3 separate regions of the Homo sapiens genome follow, and regions 2 and 3 are each linked to region 1. The links are chromatin loops, found by intact Hi-C in ENCODE. Cell type or tissue: ascending aorta. All regions are shown on one strand. Region 1 holds the start of DEDD2 (death effector domain containing 2). Region 2 holds the start of LIPE-AS1 (LIPE antisense RNA 1). Region 3 holds the start of ARHGEF1 (Rho guanine nucleotide exchange factor 1).

The links. Hi-C counts contacts between places; a loop is a spot of excess contacts. Peaks named below come from ENCODE experiments on the same cell type or tissue, not always from the same donor. Only the 100,000 strongest peaks of a DNase experiment are listed, where the experiment ranks them.
Region 2: a loop joins it to region 1, with 5 times the contacts of the local background. A loop is called at or near these places in 3 of 110 quality-filtered maps.
Region 3: a loop joins it to region 1, with 5 times the contacts of the local background. A loop is called at or near these places in 2 of 110 quality-filtered maps.

Annotation. Positions count from the first base shown.
Region 1 is chr19:42,216,661-42,219,160 of GRCh38, reverse strand. It overlaps DEDD2 (death effector domain containing 2), which reads left to right and starts at 1,484. Exons shown (of 5, transcript NM_133328.4): 1 at 1,484-1,529; 2 at 2,116-2,481. The coding sequence starts at 2,154. RefSeq lists enhancers at 1-248, 249-1,125 and silencers at 1,897-1,996, 2,007-2,066, 2,148-2,353. In ascending aorta, no CTCF peak of the experiment used is centred here; DNase peaks (open chromatin) are centred at 450, 1,290, 2,000, 2,172 and 2 weaker places; H3K4me3 peaks cover 1,763 bases; H3K27ac peaks cover 2,423 bases.
Region 2 is chr19:42,395,719-42,398,218 of GRCh38, reverse strand. It overlaps LIPE-AS1 (LIPE antisense RNA 1), which reads right to left and starts at 1,071. Exons shown (of 3, transcript NR_073180.1): 1 at 995-1,071. It overlaps LOC101930071 (a long non-coding RNA gene), which reads right to left and starts at 1,091. Exons shown (of 2, transcript NR_126041.1): 1 at 995-1,091. RefSeq lists enhancers at 3-686, 687-1,370, 1,225-1,384, 1,405-1,544. In ascending aorta, no CTCF peak of the experiment used is centred here; DNase peaks (open chromatin) are centred at 613, 1,138 and 1,608; H3K4me3 peaks cover 1,776 bases; H3K27ac peaks cover 1,087 bases.
Region 3 is chr19:41,883,062-41,885,561 of GRCh38, reverse strand. It overlaps ARHGEF1 (Rho guanine nucleotide exchange factor 1), which reads right to left and starts at 2,378. Exons shown (of 29, transcript NM_004706.4): 1 at 2,273-2,378. RefSeq lists an enhancer at 1,094-1,303 and silencers at 1,170-1,319, 2,184-2,500. In ascending aorta, no CTCF peak of the experiment used is centred here; DNase peaks (open chromatin) are centred at 1,291 and 2,445; H3K4me3 peaks cover 2,500 bases; H3K27ac peaks cover 1,116 bases.

The DNA.
Region 1 (2,500 bases):
GGCTAATTTTGTATTTTTAGTAGAGATGGGGTTTCTCCATGTTGGTCAGACTGGTCTCGAACTCCCGACCTCAGGTGATCCGCCCGCCTCGGCCTCCCAAAGTGCTGGGAATGCAGGCGTGAGCCACCGCACCTGGCGTTTGTTTGTTTCTTGAGACAAAGTCTCGCCCTGTGGCCCAGGCTGGAGTGCAGTGGCACTATCTCTGCTTACTGCTCCCTGGTTCAAGAGATTCTCTTGTCTCAGCCTCCCAAGTAGTTGGGATTTCAGGCGCGTGCCACCACATCCGGCTAAGAACAGACAGGGTTTCATCATGTTGGCCAGGCTGGTCTCGAACTCCTGGCCTCGTGTGATCCGCCCACCTCGGCTTCTCAAAGTGCTGGGATTACAGACGTGAGCTACCGCGCGCAGCCGATTCTTTTGAATTCACTGCTACAGCTCAGGCAGAGCCAGTACTGGGCCAGTGCTAGGCAGGACCCAGATCTCCCGACTCCCAAGAGGAGTTAATTGCGGGGGTGGGAAGAGGTCCAGGGAGGGGACTTGTCTCAAGTACATGCAGGTCCTGACCTTGAGTCACCTAAGTGGGGGGCGTGGCGACCGTCACACCCAAGGCCCCGCGGTAAGGGGACACGCATACACCACAGCCTAGACTCCCTGACAGACCCTCTCTAGTTGTTGCAAGTTAGGGAGCGGGTATCTGGGCGACCCTGGAGGGCAGAGATTGGAAGGGGTTACGGAGGGGCCGTTTTGGCTCTGGGTGGAGACATCTGACTGTGATGGGGGTCGTGATGGACGCCATCGAGATGTACACAGTCGGAATGGAGGGTTCTGTTGCCGCTTGGAAGGAGGTATCCGTCCTGAACGTGAGATGAGGGAATTCTGGTTTTGATCAGGGGAAGGAACTTATAGACTGCGGGGGTGGTGGTGGGGGGGCGGGATTTCCATTTGGGATCACGAGAGAGCACAGTTGAGATGTAGATCCCTGGTTGTCACTAGAAGTGAGGGACAATCTAATGGAGGAGTGCCCAGGACCAGATCATATAAGGCCTGGGAGTTTACTGGGAGACGGGAAAGTAGTGATTGTGTTACTTTGCCACGGGCAACTAGGGGCAGTGGTGATGTGGGCGTCTAGCTCGTGATCAGGAGGGGGCTGTAGTTTATGAGATGAGTAGTTACAACTACTCGTGACGTGGCGCTACATGGCCCCGGTGGCTTGAGTCACGGGCAGGAAGTAGGGACCTGGAACCGGGTACCAGATACAGCCCAAGAGGCGGCGTGCTCTCGCTCTGCGCAAGCGCAGCACTCGCGAACCAAGATGCTTCGGTTGGGGGCAGGTCAAGCGGCCCAGGAAGGGCGGGGCTTGGAGGCCTCGTTCTGCGCATGCGCCGAAGGGGCGTGGCGGTCGCACCTGCGCGAGTTGGGGGAAGGAGGAGGGGCGAGGTGACGCAGGCGTAATAATAGAGAAGGTGCCAGAAAGATCCAAAACAAGTGGCTGCGGCCGTCGCCCAGGAGTCATCGGACGCCAGAATCTGGTGAGGATCCAGAGAGGCCTAATGGTGACTGGTGGCGGGTAGACAGGACCACCTGGGCTCTGGGGAGCGGGCGGGGCCGCCCTTGCAGGGCGAGGGGGTCGGGTTCGGACGGTACCACCTGTGTGGAGCAAAGGGGCTGCCTGGGTCGCTCCTCTGTGTAGGGGGCAGAGGGTCACTTTCGGGAGGTACCACTTGCGTAGAGCCGGGGGACTCATCAGACGGTACCGCTGGACGGAGAAAAGGGGCTCGTCTGGGCAGTCCTACCCAGAGTCAGGGGCAGTCAGCAGGGAGCCCCGGGGTGGGCCCCGAGGCTTGTTTGGGCCGCATCGTTTGGTCAGGTCCGGAGGCGAGCTCCGAACGTAGCACGGTGGTGGGGGCAGAAGCCGAGCGGGCTCCGGCGTCCCGACCTGTTCTTAGGGGACCTCGGGCGGGACCATTCCCTCCCGGGGGAGGGGGAGGCCGAGGCGGTTGGGGGTGCGGGAGCGGCCCTGCCCGGCGCGATTGGGCGGGGGAGACGCGCTGGCGGTGTGGGGTTCGGGCCTCCGCGTCGCTGACCACTGCCCCCTCCCCGCTGTGTGGGTTCTAGGCCGGGTTCTGAGCTTGTTCCGCCTCCCTCCCCCGGGAATGGCGCTATCCGGGTCGACCCCGGCCCCGTGCTGGGAGGAGGATGAGTGCCTGGACTACTACGGGATGCTGTCGCTTCACCGTATGTTCGAGGTGGTGGGCGGGCAACTGACCGAGTGCGAGCTGGAGCTCCTGGCCTTTCTGCTGGATGAGGCTCCTGGCGCCGCCGGAGGCTTAGCCCGGGCCCGCAGCGGCCTAGAGCTCCTGCTGGAGCTGGAGCGCCGCGGGCAGTGCGACGAGAGCAACCTGCGGCTGCTGGGGCAACTCCTGCGCGTGCTGGCCCGCCACGACCTGCTGCCGCACCTGGCGCGCAAGCGGCGCCGGCCAGGTACGGTTGAATGGGAGGG
Region 2 (2,500 bases), 180 kb before region 1:
TGGGATTACAGACACGAGCCACAGCACCAAGCCTTGCCTCCTGAATCTCTATCTTATCCCCTCGGCCTCTTCCCTGATCCAGGCTCCACTCTCTCCTACCTGAATCCCTGCCAGAGCCACCTCCTGGGCTACTGGCTTCCAGTCTCATTCCTCCAGTTCTGGACCAACTATGACCTTGTCCTCCACTACTCTCAACCCTTCCATGGCTCTCCACTACCCCCTCACCCTCAGGACAAAGTCCAAGCTCCTCAGCCTGGCCTCTGCTCATCTCTTCGGCCTCCTCCAGCCTTACAGTTCCCCTGCTGGCCATACAGACTTGACTGGCCTTCCGCTTAGGCACCTGCACGCAGTACTGCTCCTGCATGCCTCCCTGTCTTTGGTCACGCTGAAACACCCTCCCCACACCCATTTTGCCTGGCATCTCCACTTTGCCTGGCACCTTCTGCTCCTCCAAGATCCAGCTCCAATGGCCCCTCCCCTGGAAACCCTTTCCCGACCACGCCAAACTCAAAAAAGTCTCTCCTGGGCTCCCACCGTCTCCGCACACCCATGCCCATCAACGTCCATCCTCCCATCTGACCCGGGCTCCTTGAGGGCACGGCCCAGGCCTGACTCATCTTGGTCACCAGCATCGCCCAGCACGAGGCTTGGCACACCAGAAGCCTCAGGAAATGTTTGTCTAACTAATAGGTGGGAGAGTGTGTGAGTGAGTGGCTAGACGAGGGAATCCGTGAGTGAGAGAATTGAGGGCAGGAAGGGCAGAACGGATGAAGGAACAGGAAGGCAGGAGCAGACGAGAATCAGGCTTAGGGTGGGAGGAACGGATGGATGAATAACAGATCCAGTATCCCGGTCTCAGTTTCTCCAAGAAAGCAAGATGGGTTCGCCGGGACTGAGCTCCTCCCCCCTCCGCCTCAAGCCTCACTAAGCCTCACGGTTTTCCACCCGAGCTATGTGCAGAATCCTAATACTAGGCGTGCTGGAAAGGGCTTACCCGGCCAGACTCGGAGAACCCGTTCCCTCGCGAGCCCGCTCGGGCCTCTGCGGAGTGGACCAGGATTCCGATCCCTCAGGTTCCGGGTCTATTGGCCGACTGACTGGGCCTGGCAGAGACTGGCGTCTCCGAAAGCCTATCGCTGCCCGAGTTGGGCTGTGGGCCCCGCCTACCAGGCAAAGGGTCCTGAGTGGCCCAGGGAGGTAGAAGGCCGAGTGTCCATTGGCTGGAAGATAGTGACTGACGTCATGGATAGCTTTCGCCGCCAGACTCCAAAGAAGCGCCTCGCGTGTCGGACCCGCCTCCGGAGGGACTGAGTCGGGGTGGGAGCCCTGGGCGTAGACGGTCGCAGAATGGTCGTGAATGGAGTTTCTGGCCCCACATACCTAGGCTGTTTGCTGACCCGATCCTTGGGTCTTGAGGAAGGTTGGGGATTTGAGAGTTCAGACTCCTTGGTTCTGAAGGAGGAGAAGTCTGGGACCCGAGGAAGGAGGGACTAGGGGCCCGGACTCCTGGGTCAGAGGGAGGAGGGGGCTGGAAACCTGAAGGTTTGGTGTCTAGGAGCGGGAACTCCGGGATCTTGAGTCACTCGCCCGCCCAGGGATGACAGGTTTGGGGTTCAGGATTTTATGAGGCTATTTATGGGAAGGGAGCCAGGCCTTACCCCCAGGCAAGTGTTCTGGGTAATGAGGCGGAGCTTGTAATGGAGAGGGAGAAGGAAGAGGCTCAGGGGAAGCTCTGGCCTGGATATGCCCTTTCCTCATCCCGAAAAGGGAAGTCAGAGGCAGGTGCTGTCTGCAAAAGGAACCCAGAGCTAGAGGAGACTGGAGACTCACGTGAGACTAAGAGAAAAATAGAGATACCAAAGGGGAGATGGCAAAAATAAAACAGTAATAATAACAGAGCTCTCTTGTACTGAGTTTACTGTGGCCTGGTTCTGTGCTGAGCATTTTACATAATTATCTCATGTCTTCCTCGCCACAGCTCTGAGAGATTGGATTATTATTAGTAGTATTATCCCCAGTTTACAAGTGAGAAAATTGAGGCCTAGTGAGGGAGAATCCAGATACAGATGTAAAGATACAAGAGAGACACAAAACATAGATGGAGATAAACAAAGAGTTACAGGCCCAGAGAGAAAAAAGAAAACGCAGGCAACAAACAAAAGGAGAGGGGCTGAGAGCTGGGACTCCTGGGGCTGGGGAACTGGAGAGCTGGGGACCCGGACTCCTGGGTCCTGGGGAAAGCAGGTCCAAGGATGGGGTCTCCCAGATATTTTCTCCCGTGAATCCACGATACTAAGCTTGTCCAACCCTTCTGACTGTGGGCGTGAGCCTGGTTGGGGTCGAAAATAGTGATTAGGAGGTGCACTTGCATCATGAGCCTATTAGGAGGTGATAAGAACATGATTCATGGCGGTCTCCTTCGCCTGGAAGGGACCTTTCCCCCATGGCCTCTGTTCTTTGATCTGGACAGATCTGGCCTTCTCTGTCCCTCCCCATCACT
Region 3 (2,500 bases), 330 kb after region 1:
TGAATCCGGGAGGCGGAGGTTGCAGTGAGCTGAGATCGCGCCACTGCACTCCAGCCTGGTAACAGAAGTGAGACTTCGTCTCAAAAATAAATAAATAAATAAATAAAACAAAATAAAACAGAGAGCATTGCTTCAGAGCATGGGGAGCCCCCACCCTACCCTTCAGAAACTAAAATCTGAACCAAAGCTCTGAGACACATCATGTCTTCTTATGGATGCCTGGAAAAGTCACGGGTATGTGGTCACTATGGCCTAGGCAGGAGTGCAAGTTGGATACGGCTGCTCCACAGAGGCTTGGGGGTTGGAGATGATGGAGGCGAGGAGTGTCGCCTGTTTAGGAGGAGGGGTTTGGGGGAGTCCCACAAAGGCTGGAGAATTATAGGTGAAGCTGTCAGAGAATAGATGGATCTATAGGCAACTGACAAGGCCTGGGGGGTCCAGCAGAGGGAACACTGCGTGCATGGGGCGCTGGGGGGTTAGGGCTGGTTTAGAAGGTCCATGGGTTGGGGGGCCACATGGGTGTTGAGTTCTATGGAGGTCTCAGGGTCTATAATGTGTTGAGCAGGTGACTCAGGGTCTCCAAGAACTTCTGGAGCCTTAAAGAACCTAAAAGAGTCGTTGGAATGTGTAACTCCCCAGATTCTATTTGACACACAGTGGGTCTAAAGGATCCAGGGATCATACAGGATCATGATTCTATAGGGACAGCTGCCAGTCTGTGGAACCTCTGGAGACTTAAAAGGGACTCAGAATTCCATAGGGGTGCGTGGTGGGTCCCGAGACCCATGGTCTATAGAGCCCCGGATTCTAGGGGATGCCACTGGTCTATGAGGACCCCACGTCTATAAGAAGCCAGTTCTCCATGGGGGGCTGGCAGGAACCTGGAGGGTCTGTAAGACTTTATACGGAATGAGGCGGGTCTACACGAGACCCAAATCTTACATGGACGTGGCGGGTCTTACGCGGGCCCTAAATCCTACGGGGGACGTGGCAGTGTGCACGGCCAGGGATGCCGGGGAGGACGTGCAGAGTCAGGGTCTGACACCCGCTGGGGACCGCGTCCCTCACCTGCTCCAGGTGGAAAGAGAAGCCATCGCCGCCACCGGAACCGAAGCCTCCGCGCTCGGGCTCCGCACTCTCCCCACCCCTGCCGCCGCGTCGCTCTAGCCGCCCTGAGTCCACCTTTGCGCCCAGCTCCACTCCTCCTGCCAGCCGCTCTAGCCCGGCTCCTGCCGGGCTCCGGCCCCGACGACTCTACTCCTCCCGCCGGCCGCTCTAGCGCTGTACTGCGCCACGCAGGCCAGATAGGGCCGCTCTGGCCTGTCTTGGAGGGCCAGCGTTTCCGTATCTCGACTGCCCCCGTCACTCCCCGGGCCCCGCCCCGCGCCCGGAGGTGCAGATGGGTCCAACTCCTCCCGAGTTCGATCGGAGATCTCCTAGTCACCCCAGCGCTGAGCACTCGGACGGCGGACTGGGGCTCCCCGTCCTATTAGTCTCCCCACTTAGGGGACCCGCTGAATTTCCAATCCTCGTACATCAATCCCCTCCGTCTCCCACCCCCAGCCCCTTCCTTTGGAACCGGAAAAGCAATAGTCTTGAGTTCCAGCACAACTTTCCCTCTGACATGCAGTGTAATCTGCAAAAAGTAATGACTTCTCTGTAGACCTCAGTCTTCCCATCCGTACAATGGGAGAAGGCCTCCAGCTCTCTCCCTACACCTGTCTCTCACGGTATAATTAATGACCTAGAAAAGAGCTTTCCGAAAACTCTTTCAAATGCACTCTGCAACTTTCAGCTTCACAGCGACCCTCGTCGTTGTTGTTATTGTTGTTTTTCATTTTTAGGTGGCCCTAAAGCATGCGGGGGTTGGAGGATGGCGCTTTGCGGAAAGCACGTGCGAGTTCAAATCCCAACTCCACACTTTCTCACGATGTGCGTTCCCTGGGACGAGTCGGTTTGGCTCCCCGGGCCTCGGTTTCCCCACCCGTACAATGGTAGTGATCGTCCGTTCTCCACTGAGCAGGTGGGAGGCCTTGGCCCCGGCCTCGCACCGTTCGTCCCCACCTATGGGGCACTCGTCAAGTGTGAGTTCTCCCCTCTTTGCTCCCTTTGACAGATGGGAAAACTGAGGCCCAAGGAGGGGCGGCCGCTGGTTCCGTGGGGTCCGAAGGGGGCCCCTCCGCTGCCGGCAGCGCCCCAGCCCCTCCCTCCTCCTCCCCACTTCCCCCAACAGCCGAGGGGAGGAGGCCGGGCGGGGCCGGGGACCGAGTACCTGGTGTCCGCGCGGAGGTGACCGGCGGGGCGCCCGAGGTCGGGCTCGGCGATCCCGGGCCCTGGGTCCCGGCTCCCGCTTCCTGGCTCTGGCGGGGCAGGAAGTCGGGGCGTTTTTCCGGAGGCCCCCGCCCCGCCGCCCCTCCCCGCTTCCTGCCCGCGCCCCGCGCCCGCCCGGCACCTCCGCTTCCTTCCCCTTCTCGCCGCTTGCCCGCCCCTCCTTTCCCCG